Linked DNA regions of Homo sapiens: region 2 is linked to region 1. A link is an interaction called in ENCODE POLR2A ChIA-PET data of the cell type or tissue named here. Cell type or tissue: GM12878. All regions are shown on one strand. Links, peaks and the distances in the headings refer to the core of each region. The heading gives the core; the rest is flanking DNA.

Region 1 (7,215 bases), core at 1,251-6,250:
AGCCTGGGTGACAGAGCGAGACTCTGTCTCAAAAAAAAAAAAAAAAACCAAAAGAGTAGTTAAGTATCTGTCATTGTTCTCAATGTGAGTTGACCGTTTCTCCCTTATAGAACCAGAGAATTTAGGCACAGGTTGGACATGAGGCTAAAAGAGACCCCAGAACTGGAAACTCATGCTCCCAAATCCTGTCCCCTCCTGTCACTGAATGATGATGTGGTAGGCTGTTCAAGCCATAACAAACAGTCTCACTTTGTAGGCATTTGTAACTGACCTAGATTAATGTTCCTAGCACATAAGGCACATGTTTCTACTTGCATTTCCAAGGCATTTTTTTTCCTTTAACCATCTGTTTTCATTTGTTTATTTATTTTCGAGACAGGGTCTTGGTCTGTTACCCAGGCTGGAGTGCAGTGGTGCACTCATGGCTCATTGCAACCTCCAACTCCCCAGGCTCAAGCAATCCTCCTACCTAAGCCTCTCAAGTAGCTGGGACCACAGGCGTGCACCATCACACTTAGCATTTTTTTTTAATTTTTTTTGTACTTTTAGTAGAGACAGGGTTTCACCATGTTTCCCAGGCTTTCTTCTACTGTCTTCTAAACTTTCCTGACTTACCTAAGTGAGCCCTGCTTTGTGGTTGATAAGCTAAACCTTATAAAGAGTGCACTGAAAACAATGGCTCTTCATGAGCTACCAAAGCTGCATAAGATTAACTTGTTTTGCTTTTTCTAATATAGAGCAGAACATGGGTGGGAGTTTAATAAATAAGATGGGGTGATAAAGATTTCAAAATTTGTGTCATCTTCTCCATATGCAGCTTGGAAATATCTCCTGTCTCTTCTGTCTAAACCTCTTAACGTCTTTTTTAATTTTCGATCCTGGTAGAAAGGATTAGCTGCAATCTGCCAGAATACTTAAAAATACAAGCCCAACTTGCTTTGTACAGTAACTGCCTTTGAAAAGGCATTAAGTGAAAATTAAGAACTGAAAGTGAATTGTACTAGGAGAATCAGTTGCTTGGAGTCTATCTCTTTTAAAAGGAATTTCCCTCTTAGCGATCTTAGTTGATTATTTACTACATAAAGATGGTACACTTGTAGATAACCCAATGGCAAGAACTGCTTCTTTTGCTTTCAAGTTCTATGAACCTCAGTTGCATTTTCCATGGTTTTTAAAATTATTTTTAATTTTGTAGAGACTGGGTCTCTGTTACCCAGGCTGTAGAGCCGTGGCTATTCACAGGTGTGATCATAGCACATTGCGGCCTCAAACTCCTAGGTTCAAGTGATCCTCCTGCCTCAGCCTCCCAAGTAGCTGGGATTACCACACCTGGCTCAGTTTGTATACTTTTAATTAAAATACATTTTTTTTTGATATGGTGCCCCCTCTGTCACCCAGGCTGGAGTGCAGTGGCACAATCTCGGCTCACTGGAACCTCCACCTCCCAGGCTCAGGTGATCCTCCCACCTCAGCTTCCTCAATAGCTAGGATCACAGGCACATGCCACTATGCCCAGCTAATCTTTTGTATTTTTGGTAGAGATGGGGTTTCCCCATGTTGCCCAGGCTGGTCACAAACTCCTGAGCTAAAGTAATCCACCCAACACAGCCTCCCAAAGTGCTGGAATTACTGGTGTGAGCCAATGTATCTAATATATTAAAGTAGTTTTAATATCCATCCCTTTAGACAGCCAACCAATATTTATTGAATTTCTGCTAAGTGCTAAGCCCTGTGCAAATACTGGGGATACAATGATGAAGAAAACAATATCCTGAAACTCGTAGTCTGTGGAAGATACAGCTATGAACAAGTAAGCCACTAGAGCTATTAGGTTAAATTTAGGAAGCCCAATAAAATTTTAATCTCAGATAAACAATGACTAATTTTTTAGTGTAAGTATGCCCCCAAATGTTGCACAGGACATAGTTATACTGGAAAATTATTTGTTGTTTATTTGAAATTCAAATTTCACTGGCTGTCTTGTATTTTTTTTTTTTTTAGCTAAATCTGACAACCTGAAAAATGTCAAATAAATAATTACATAGTCAGGAGCCATGAGAACCTATAATAGGAAATTATCCCAGCTTGGGAGTGAGGCTAGGAAAAATTTAGGAGCATCTATTATGTGGCTATTATATGCACTGCACAGAATGTTATACATATTGTTTGCTATTTCTAGGGTTATAAACAGAAAATTAAGAAGTGGAACTATAAATCTGTTAGAGGAATTTCCACTTGGATTCATGTGAGCTAAATGTAATGTAAAATGATGTTAGAGATTATCGATACTGCTTATGTTGCTAATCTTTTTTATTCCTCCTATTGATTGAACTATGCTTCATTGCTCTGGCTTATAGATTCTGAGTCCCATTATTATTATTGCCTCAATTATCTTGTTCCATACAGTCAAAGCTCTTGAATCAACACTTTTCAACCATCTGCCCGATCCAAAACTATAAAGCAACAAGTAAAATCCTCTAACACATGGCAACATCTGTAAAACAAGTCCGATTTGATTCTTACCTAAAGTTATTCGTTATATATTTGATTTTCACCACCAGTGTAACTGCAGACTTCAACATCAACCTCTAAGACATCCATACTCTTTGGGACTTATAGAAATCTACATTTGTTCTGACTTCAATGAGTTAATCTACTACGTATGTACAATGTAGACAATATTTCTTATTCTTTAGGAATGTATATGTAAACAACATGACATAATTTGTGTTTATCAACATCTATATTATTCAATCACTAAGAAAGTTGCATTTTATTGCAAAGAATGGCATATGATGTATACAGAGGTACAAAAGCAGCATCCTGGAAAAAGCTGGCAGATTTCAGGGTGATTCAAAAGGCTCTGTAGAAATCTTTCTGAATCAAATTCTAACTCCAAACAGATTAACAATGTAATTATCTTTCCTGTTTTTTTCCTTTAAAATGTTTTCCTCCCTTTACTAAAGTTATTTATTGAGCATTGAACTTCCAAACCTTAGATCAGGCAGGCTGATTTTTAAAATCATTCAAAACTTGATTAGGAAAGCCAGTCAATCATTCATGATTCATCTATGTGAGATCCTATTGGTAATTAATGCAAAATCCTTAATATACGTAAAAAAAAAAATTTAAGTATGTGTGTAGATAGACAAGAGATTCCTTTTGCCAAAACAACCCTTCACTAATGATTAGATGCCACTAAACTCTTCATCAAAACCTAAGAAGAAACATCTGTTCACTGAGACATTCCCAGGAAACCCATCTTTAGTGAGCTCAGTGGGAGGGCAGAGCATGGTTTTCTGCTTAACCAGTGAATTTTATATCTGCCAAATTAAACTGTTTTCATTCTCTTTGTGACTACTATTTTATGTGATAAAATAATAACACTTCTTCCTGCCGTTTCTAGGATAGATGATAGCAGCTGTTAATCACATGATTTGCAAACCACAAGTACCAGATTTAGTAAATGCTCAGCAAGTCTGTCATCCGCAACCTTTCTGATTATTAATAAATGCAAGCTGGTATAGGCTAGAAACTTTCCTCCCACAATTCAGTTAACCTTGTTATATTAAGCTTCTTGGCTGGGTCACACCAAGCTTACTATAAACATCTCTTATTGGAACAATTCCTAAAATAGCAGAGTGACACATGCTTCTGAAAACTGTTCTTCTGTCTCACTTCTTGTTATATGAAGTCTGGTTTTCTTCTCAGAGAACAAGAGAAGACCTACAATAAATCTCTAGCTTCAAGAATTCAGGTGCCTCCAAGGTTCTTACAGTCTATAAAACTACATCACTGCGTTTCACTAACACACATTCCAAACGACCAAGCCTGAAAATGGCAGGATTAATTTAAATTTCCAAAAGCTCCATTGAAAACAATTTGAGATTTGCCTGTGGTGACAGCAACATATCTGGGGAATCTCACTTTATCACTCTCAGCTACCCATCTTTTTTCCCTATTTGTAGAGTGTTTTTCTTTTCAGATTTGTTTCAAGTTTTCAATGAACTCTGTTGAACCTCTAATATAGACTTATTGGAGGTTTGTCCCTTTTGCCACAAGCATTTTGAGGTTGAGACACAACAGAACAGCCTACATCTGATATTGCTTTTCCCTGGTTAGGGCGGTACTTTCTCGGCCTTCGATGACTAAAGGCCAGCATCAGCCAAAATTTAATTATTTCGTTGGGGAAAACTCACCACCTTATTTTCGCTTGACTTCGCCAGTGCTCCAAGAACCATCTGAGAACTGGGAAGAAAGAGTGGAGACCTACAGGTCAGATGACATGGGTGGAGCCCATTTCTACAGAGTGGCTTGGGCTGAGGTAAAAGAAGCTAGAGAAGAGAGCCGCTGATGCACTGCACCTGCCTAGGCTGGAGTTAAGGTACTAATCACAGCAGCAGTGCTGGGAAAGATGCCTAGGAAGGATGAGGATGACAGGCACTATTTTGGTGTGCTCCCCACCACAGCAATAACAGAAAGATAGTCCAGGTGCAGTGTCTTTCACCTGTAATCCCAGCACTTTGGGAGGCTGAGGTGGGAGGATCGCTTGAGCCCAGGAGTTCAAGACCAGCCTGGGCAACATGGTGAGACCCCCCCCCACCCCCGGTCCCCGCCCGGCTCTACAAAAAACAACACACTAAAGCTCATCCTGATTATACTTTCTAATCAGATGAAGGAAAATTATTTTTAAGTTAAATCTCATACTTTTTCTTTTGTTTTTTGGAAATGGAGTGTTGCTTTGTTGCCCAAGCTTGAGTGCAGTGGCACGATCTCAGCTCACTTCAATCTCTGCCTACTGGGCTCAAGCCACTCCCCCACCTCAGCCTGCCAAGTAACTGAAATGACAGGGGCATGCCACCACAGCCAGCTAATTTTTGTATCTTTTGTAGAGATGGGGTTTTGTTGTGTTGCCCAGGCTGGTCTCAAACTCCTGAGCTCAAGCGATCTACCTGCCTCAGTCTCCCAAGGTGCTGGGATTACAGGTGTGAGCCATTGCGCTCAGCCTGGTCATTATCATTTCTATCACCAGGTGAGAGCAAAGGGGAGTCAAATACTGGGGAATAAGAACTGGGGCTCTGAGTTTAAATAACCTGAGTTCAAACCCCAGTTCTGCTGCTTACTAGCTTTGTGATCTTGGACAAATTATTTAACCATATGTGCTTCAGTTTCTTCATCTGTAAAATTGCATCAATATCATGCAATGACCTCCGGGTGTGCTGCAGGGATTAAATGAGGTTAATACGCAGATGGCCCTCAGAACCATGTAGCACATTCTGAGCTCTCAGTAATGTTGTTATGATGCACTTTCTGAAACTCCTTTAACTTATCCAATACTAGAGGTCCTCTTAAAGCACCAAATAGCACCTAGAAAGAAATGACCAAGTAACCCGCTCCTCTCATTAGATTTGCTGTTTAATTTCCCATGAAATAACCTATTATAACATCCATGCTTGCGATCTGCTTATCAATCCACAGATACCGAAACTGGCAACACCCAGAGACATTTCCCTCCTAGTCATAAAGGAAGCCAGCAGCAGAGCCAGAAATAATATTCAAATTCTGGATCCACTAGACCATATTGCCCGTCTGACAAATTATACGCTTACATCCTGCTTCAGGTGAGTCTAGTATACCTGATGTTTCTCAGAGCAGTGAAAGGAATAACCTGAACAATAAATTCCAACGAACCTGTAATGAATTGCATTAACATGTTATTTCATTATTTATGTAATATTACCTCCTGACAGTTCTAATAAGGTACCCACAATGCCGGGTTCTCTACCCACTGGGAGCAAACAAGGGAACGTGCAGACGCTGGACAGCATACGATGGATGCCTGCAACTCCTGTACCTGCCCCCGAATGCCACCAGAAATATGCCATCTCTACTGAAACAGCTTTTCCAACCCTGAGCACGTTTATGAACACGGAAAAGAGTGTAAAGGGGTCAAATGCAGACTTTACAAAAAGAAACCCAAGATGGAGATTCCTGTTCGGGATATACTGCAGGTGGGGTTCATAACAACATAGTCCTTTACTTGCCAAGTAATCTGAAAGCAACTAATTAGAGAACCTGTAAGGGATGCCAATCCCAGTTTTCAAAATGGCATTTCAAGGAAATTAAATCTTATCATGTAAATAGGTCAAGAAATCCGTTTAAATAACGTATCTGCTTCTCTCTAGGTAATCTACAATGTTGTTAGACTATCAAGCCAGTAGTTTTAAATATGTGTTGGAGCTCCAGGATTAATCCCTGGTTGATCTGAGGGAGTCACTTTGTCTAACCAAATACAAATGAGGTGGGAGGTGTATGGTTGAGAGGCACTATTAGAAGAAAGGGGCCAGGTGCAGTGGCTCATGCCTGTAATCCCAGGACTTTGAGAGGCCCAGGCAGGTGGATTGTTTGATCCCATGAGTTTGAGACCAACCTGGGCAACATAGAGAAACCCTATCTCTACCAAAAATACAAAATTAGCCAGGCAGGGTGGCGCATGCCTATAAACTCAGCTACTCAGGAGGCTGAGGCAGGAGAATCACTTGAATCCAGAAGGTGGAGGTTGCAGTGAGCCAAGCCATTGCACACCAGTCTGGGCAAAGAGTGAAACTCTGTCTCAAATAAAATAAAATAAAATAAAATAAAATAGTAAATCTGCTGACCTTCCCTCCACTATTGTCCTGTGACCCTGCCAAATCCCCCTCTGCGAGAAACACCCAAGAATGATCAATAAAAAATAAAAATAAAAAATAAATAAATAAATAAAATAAAATAGTAAAAAATAAATTAGCCAGGCATGGTGGCACGCACCTGTAGTCCCGCTGCTTGGGAGGCTGAAGTGGGAGGATCAAGCTTGAGTCTGGGAAGTCGAGGCTGCAGTTAGCCAGTAGAGATTGCACCACTGCACTCCAGCCTGGGTGACAGAGCAACACCCTGTCTCAAAAACAACAATAATAAAAACAAACAAAGGAAAGAAAAGAAGAAAACCAGATAATGGACTCCTTCTCCAGTACATGCATGGCCAAACATAACTTTTATTTTTCAAAACCCACTCTATGTAAAATGCACTATTTATTTCTCATAATATACTCTTTAATGTGCTTATATTCTAGGTATCATTGCCTTTAAGTTGCTTTTTTAAATGAAGTATCATTATTATTATTATTTGAGACAGATTCTGGCTCTGTTGCTCAAGCTGGAGTGCAGTGGTGTGATCTT
Region 2 (7,065 bases), core at 1-5,000, 110 kb before region 1:
AAAAGTGAATTTGTAGGCAGAAGAGTTCTGTACTCAAGAATATTTATGAATGTATCAGAAAATGACAATATAAGTAGATATTTATATAATATTTAGAAATAAGTGTATGTACATATATGCATAGGAAAAAAACCCTTGGTTTTAGTAACTCAAATTGCCTGTTACTCTACATTGTTGAATGTAGTGTTCTGCTCATGCTTTCAGAATATTCTACTCCAGGAAATATTTTTTTCTGAACACTGTGTGCTAGGCACTATTTTAGATGATTAGGATATAGCAATGAATGAAACAAAGGTCCTTACCTTTGTTTTCTTTCACAGTCGAAGGAAAACATTTAAAAAAATAAATGATTAGTATGTTAAAAAGGTGAAAAGTGCTATGGAAAAAAAGAAAAGGTAGATCCGGAATAGTGAGGCTGAGGCCATATGACACCCATATTAAATAGGGTGTCAGGGAGGGCAGCTTAATGAGAGATAACACTTGAGTGAAACTCAAAGGTGGGGACTTTAGCCATGTGCACATCTGGGGAAGCAGCTTCCTGGTAAACAACTGGAGCAAGAGCCCCGAGGGAGTGGCTTGGTGTGCTGGAGGATTGGAGGGACACCATGGAAACCATGGGGCCTGGAACTGAGAGAGCAAAGGGAGAAGAAAAAGAGGTCGGCAGGTAATGGGGTATATGTGGAGTCGGGAGTAGGGATGTCAGAGGGCCGTGCAAGTCGTTTGTTAACTATGGACTCTATTCTCAGAGAAAGGAAAGCCATTGCCCAGTGTTGAGAGAGGAGTCATGTACTCTGACTTACAATTTTAAGTGGATCCGTCTGTGTTGAAAATAGACTGAAGGAGGCCAAAGATGGAGGAAGACTTGTTGGGAGGCTCAAAGATCAATTCTATTTGTTTTTATATTGACAGGTTCCTTTGGTAGAAGTGAAAGCTTATCGACAGATGGCCCTACTAAGTTCTGCTTTTGCATTTGGTTGGAGCAAGTGGAACCTACTATGTAATTCTACAAAAGTCGTATTTAAGGTATGATATGTAGAAACCCATAAAACTACTTTGTCCTCCAAAAGAAGATAAAGTACTCAAAGACTAAATGAATGTAGACCATGGCTTCCCCTCTTAGAAAAGTTAAAAAAATTAACATTCAATACGGAATTTTAAAATTTCAAATTTTGGGCCAAGCACGGTGGCTCATTCCTGTAATCCCAGCACTATGGGAGGCTGAGGTGGGCAGATCACCTGAGGTCAGGAGTTCGAGACCAGCCTGACCAATATGGTGAAACCCCGTTTCTACCAAAAATACAAAATTAGCCAAGTGTGGTGGCGCATGCCTGTAATCCCAGCTACTCAGGAAGCTGAGGCAGGAGAATCGCTTGAACCTGAGAGGTGGAGGTTGTGGTGAGCCAAAATCATGCCATTGCACTCCAGCCTGGGCAACAAGAGCAAAATTCCATCTCAAAAAAAAAAATTCAAATTTTTTGTCAAAAATATAAATCTAAATTATATAAAGTTTATGCCTTTGTTGTCCAAGCTCTTGACTTCAAGCCAGGCCAGAGTCCTTGTATCTGTTTACAAATTGACTCAAGAACAAATGGAAGCCTTGCCGGGTGCAGTGGCTCCCACCTGTAATCCCAGCCACTTGGGAGGCTGAGGTGGAAGGATCGCTTGAGCCCAGGAATTTGAGGCTGAAGTGAGCTATGATCACACCACTGCACCCGAGCCTGAACAGCAGAGTGAGACCCCCATCTCTTAAAAAAAACAACAAATGGAGGCTTTTAACATTAATATATCTGTGACTTACAGCCCCTCTCCTCTGAGAGGGTTAGTCCTCCAACTTAACTTCCTGATACCTTCTTGTTATCAGGTGGTAGTAACCATATCAAATTCTAAAAGCTGATGAATATTTTGGCCTAAACAAGCCACTGTATTTATTGCTCTTGTTTATTGTGTGTTTCCCCCACTCAAATATAAGCCCCTTGAGGGCAGGGCTTTGTTGTTGCAGTTGTTATTTATATATGTTGTATGTCTATATTTCTTCTGTGTTTTCTTTCTCTGTTATATCCCCAGCACTTAGAACAGTACCTCACACATGATAGGCACTCAATAAATATTTGTTGCATGAATTAATACATGTGGATAAGCTCCATAATCACCAAAATATAAACAGTGTGATGGTTTTTCAAAACCCAGTAATGGAACACATAGACTGTTTCTTTTAACCTTTGCAATTTTGGGGGATAAATTGAGCCCTTCAAATAATAATCTGCTACCAAAATACTGAATAGAAGAGGAATTATTAACAACTTGCTTGAATTTTTTTTTTTTTTAGGTGAGGGAACACCTTACTGAAGCATGTACTGAGAATCCTAATTGGGCCCTTTTAATGTTTAGTGGTGACAGAGCACAAAGACTGAAGATCAAGGAAGAGAGTGAGGCATTTTCTGAAGCACTTAAAGAAGAAACTGAGTTTCATTCTACTTTATATCACATGGTGAAGGATTTTGCTTCTGAGGAAGCAATGGAGAAAGTCAGGAGTTCCAACTGTCAGTTTGTCAACTCTGTGTGCCACATGCTGCTCTCTACCAGATTGCTCAGCTACTCCTAACCTCCACTTACAAACTGTATTGTAAGTATGAAGAACCAAGCATGGTGAAAGACAGGTATTTCTGCAACACAATGTAATGAGTGAATGAATACATTTCAAATCAACTATTAAAAATTTTCTAATCTGCATTTTCTACTCAAGTTTTATTTTAAAAACAGTATTTTTTTTTCCTTTGAATACTTGGCCTGTTAAGAATTTCAGCTTTCACTCTATGAAGATTTAAATGATTCTTTATTTCAATAAACTTTAACAAACAATATATAATATTTCTTCCTTAAAAAGCTCATTCAAAGATCATAGGCAGACTTCTTCCCCATTGTATTTTAGTTGGGGAGATAAAGGCAAAAAGAGGAAATGTAAGCTATCTTACAGTCATTCTGAGAACCTCTGGTTTCATGCTATACTTTCCCAGCTAAAAGTTACTAATTTACGAAGTTCAGATACTGAAACTTAAAAATCAAGATCCATATATTAGGATGTCCTGCTGTCACACTGGTGGTGGCCCATTGTGTCGGAGTCTGGTAAATGGCCACAAGATATGTTCTAGAGACGTCCATGAGTCCTCTTGCTGTGTGGGAGCGGCATCCACAGACTTCTGGAATAATTGGCCTGTGAGGAAGCTCATCAAAGCTGCAAACAGTACAATGAATGCAATAGAGAGCCAGAGGGCCTTATTAGCCTTTCTGATGGAGGACTTGAGATTTGTTGCCCAGGAAGCTATTGTGTCATAACTATAAGGAAAACACAAATAGAATTTGGTAATCGGTAATTTGTCATTAGAAACATTCCTTTTGCTAACACCACCAGTCAGGTGATCTGCCCTTCATACCCCCAAAACTGCCTTTTAATCTACATATTATGATTTATCATTTTGGTTTTGGAAACAATCTGCCTCCCACCCTTTGTACCTATTAGGATTAAAGAAATGATGTGCTACGATGAGAATCTGAAAATTACGTGATGTAGGCAGTATCTTCTAATAAGTACATACAAGTATCTCATTCTTTCAGTAAGGTAAGGCAACATATTCCTACAGTGGAAACAAAAATGTTATTTGCTGGGTAGAGTGGATGTCTGTGTATGTACTTATGTGTGTGTACAGTAGTCCCCCTTTATTCTTGTGGGATATGCTCCAAGACCTCCAGTGGATGCCTGAAGCTGAAAATAGTACTAAACCCAGTATATACTGTTTTTTTCCTATGGATACATGCCTATAACAAAATTGAATTTATAAATTAGGCATAGTAAAAGATGAACAATAACTAACATAAAATAGAATATAACATATATTACAGTAAAAGTTATGTGAATGTAGTCTGTCTCTCAAAATAGATAACATAGGTTCAAGGATAACCTGACATACAAAGTTTGTTATTCATCTTAAATACAACAATTTGGCATGTCTTTTAGTAATTTGATTAGGATTAATACTGTCAGCCCTGCCTCACCCTTTCCCATTCCACTAAAATGGTAGAATTTATCAAGTAGATAACTTACACTGAAGAGACATCCCACTTTGATGGATTATTTTTCTTTTCAGAAAGACTTGGCTTCCTTGTCCTTTCTACTGTTTCTTCTCCAGATGGCTCTGAGTCATCTTTAGTTCTGTAAATAAATGTTGTTTTTAATATTTGAAACTAAGGATAATATGCTATAATTATTCATAAAATATTGCTGAATCTTACTGTAACTCAAGAGGCTCACAAATATTTGTTCTGTTTTAGGGAAAGTCGATAAATATCTAACTCTAAAAATCAAATCACCAGATTTATAATTTAAACCTTTTATAGAAATTTAATTAAAAATAAGTTCTTCTATTTAGAAAAATAATAAATGTGTAGAAAGTTAGTTAGAATATTAGCCAAGTATATACAATAGAATATTAGCCAAGTATATACAAAAAGGGAAAATTTAAAAAGAACTTTCAGAAGTTAGTCTCATCATTAACCAATGTTATTACTATGAATTCTTTCTCTGCATATATATATGCAGAGAAACTCTGCCTAGGCTGGAGAAGAAACTCTGTTGCCTAGGCTGGAGTGCAGTATATATAAATATATACTATATATACACATATTTATATATAATATATACACACATATCTACATATAATATATGCATATTAATATATGCTTATACAAAGTTTATAATATATACACACATATTCCATAATATATATATTTATATATATAAAAATATGTATGTATATGTTGTATATATGTTTTGTATATGGATGTGTACATATACCTGTGTGTGCGTGTGTGTATGTGTATATATAAAACAAATGTGGGCACCATATCTCTTCCTTTTAAATTTTATTTAACATTAGTAAAAATCTTTTCTCATTATTATTGATTTTATTCCTTTCTCTGTATGATTTCCAATCAGTGCTAACTTGGAGTAACATCAGAGTTTTTCTCTGAAAATCTTAATAATTTAAAACGTGTTTTTGAAAATATTCTCAGTATAAAACTGGTTAAAATAAATTAGTATTCAGTGAACTGGGAAATAGCAATTGATTGACTGCATTTTAAATCAAATCATATTATTTAAAGAGGTGTTCTTCCACCTAAGCAAAACATAATTGTTCCACTATATTTGCTGATGAGTTCCTAGTTGGATTTGAATTTTGAAATCTCAAGCTCATAATACCCTCAGAATTGCCAAAGGGAAATGTGTCTCAAAGACTTTTTTTTCATTCAAACATCTATGGGAAATAAATATGATAGACTTTAGTTTTTAAAGAAAACAAGACCCAAAAGCCAGAATAAATTGCATTGCATTTCTGTAAGATTCTCAAGGTTTCAGTCTTGTTTACAAAGACTTCTCAGTAGAAATCATACCATACTAACAAAAAGCAAAAACTAGATAATCTTTTGAAGGAGACTCTTGAACTGATTTTTTTTTCCAACCAGCTCAAATTCATTATGTTAACTCTAAATCTGAAAAGAGTTTGTAACACATGCAGTAGGCTCCCAGGACTTTAAAAAAAAGAAAAAAACCAAAACAGATTATTTGAGGATTGCACCATGTCATGCTCATCTTTATATTCCTTAGAATTGAGCAGAGTGTCCATCCCATGGTAGGCACTCACGAAAATGTATAAAATAAAATAAATAAACATAAAATCATCTCCTTAAGATCCTTCACTTTAACAGATATGAAAACTGAAGGCCGGGCGCAGTGGCTCAAGCCTGTAATCCCAGCACTTTGGGAGGCCGAGGCGGGCGGATCACGAGGTCAGGAGATCGAGACCATCCTGGCTAACACAGTGAAACCCCGTCTCTACTAAAAATATTAAAAATTAGCCGGGCGTGGTGGCGGGCGCCTGTAGTCCCAGCTACTTGGGAGGCTGAGCCAGGAGAATGGCGTGAACCCAGGAGGTGGAGGTTGCAGTGAGCTAAGATCGCGCCACTGCACTCCAGCCTGGGTGACAGAGCAAGACTCCGTCTCAAAAAAAAAAAAAAAAAAAAAAACTGAGACCAAGTAAGGTTAGGCACTTTTTCTAATGTCACCCAAGGACTCAGAGGTAGCATTTCTGCATATCCCTCCTTCTTGCCCTCTACCTTTCACTGTAGAAGTATATTTGTTTAGTTTACTAGATACAGAGATAGCAATTCAGAATTTCATGTTTCCTCTACTCTTCACTTACATAAATGGAAGATAGATAGATGTACATACATGTTACATATGTGCCTATATGTTATATAATACGTACGTTATATATCTCATGTTTTTAAAAATATATAAATAGATGGACATTTTACTTCTGTGGCTCTTTATTGACCTTTCCCCATTGTAGACAGACACCTGGACAGGAAAAAAATTATCTTCACAAATATGGCAAACTCCAGGGTCTTTTCTAACTTAAGACCTCAAACTTTGCCATTCTGAGAGCTATGAGAGTGAATGTATTAATATTCACAAATAACACTTATATTGTGCTTTACAGTTTATAAAAGTGTTTTACAATGAATTATCTTTTTAATTATACAGCATTATTTCATCTCCATGGAATAAAAGTGATTCCCATTGTTTATGCCCCAGTTCATGTCAGGTTAATAAACACACTGAGCTTCACCTACTTTAGTTCACATTTTTCTTCTTCAGCATCTGCCCAGGAATAGGTGCTAATAAATCGAGGTAATGAGGGACGGTGTTCACTCTGCTTTGACCCCAAAATACGCCTAAATAAAGATGATTATAGCCACTTGTCAAATCAAATACATCTGTAGCCATTATCAATTTATTTCCTACTGCTTAAGTAAATACAAAATTATATGTCCTAATTATTTTTTTCTTGGCACATTCACAGATCTCCTACTTTATGATAAAAAACTTCATAATTAGATACCAATTTATATAATTATTCTGTTTACACTTTGTACAAATCAAACATTACTATATCACTTAATTTGAGCACTCATTTAGGTTAGCCCAAGTATAAAATAGTAAGGTTCCCA

Evidence for each region. Peaks named below come from ENCODE experiments on the same cell type or tissue, not always from the same donor. Only the 100,000 strongest peaks of a DNase experiment are listed, where the experiment ranks them.
Region 2: POLR2A ChIA-PET joins it to region 1 with 5 read pairs; 9 of 35 experiments call an interaction of 5 or more read pairs at or near these places.

Annotation. Positions count from the first base shown.
Region 1 is chr12:24,994,603-25,001,817 of GRCh38, reverse strand. It overlaps LINC02909 (long intergenic non-protein coding RNA 2909), which reads left to right and starts at 4,353. Exons shown (of 4, transcript NR_171024.1): 1 at 4,353-4,586; 2 at 5,479-5,621; 3 at 5,751-6,011. It also overlaps a transcript of IRAG2 not described here. RefSeq lists enhancers at 3,305-3,414, 3,665-3,794. In GM12878, for the core only: no CTCF peak of the experiment used is centred there; DNase peaks (open chromatin) are centred at 3,557, 4,242 and 5,487; H3K4me3 peaks cover 3,450 bases; H3K27ac peaks cover 4,054 bases.
Region 2 is chr12:25,104,085-25,111,149 of GRCh38, reverse strand. It overlaps IRAG2 (inositol 1,4,5-triphosphate receptor associated 2), which reads right to left. Exons shown (of 22, transcript NM_001366544.2): 20 at 6,688-6,789; 21 at 4,100-4,207; 22 at 2,815-3,333. The coding sequence ends at 3,090. DNAI7 (dynein axonemal intermediate chain 7) reads left to right here. Exons shown (of 16, transcript NM_018272.5): 15 at 910-1,023; 16 at 2,327-2,861. The coding sequence ends at 2,602. Among named protein-coding and RNA genes, the nearest start is that of IRAG2, 55 kb to the right of the region's middle. In GM12878, for the core only: no CTCF peak of the experiment used is centred there; a DNase peak (open chromatin) is centred at 3,089; H3K27ac peaks cover 811 bases.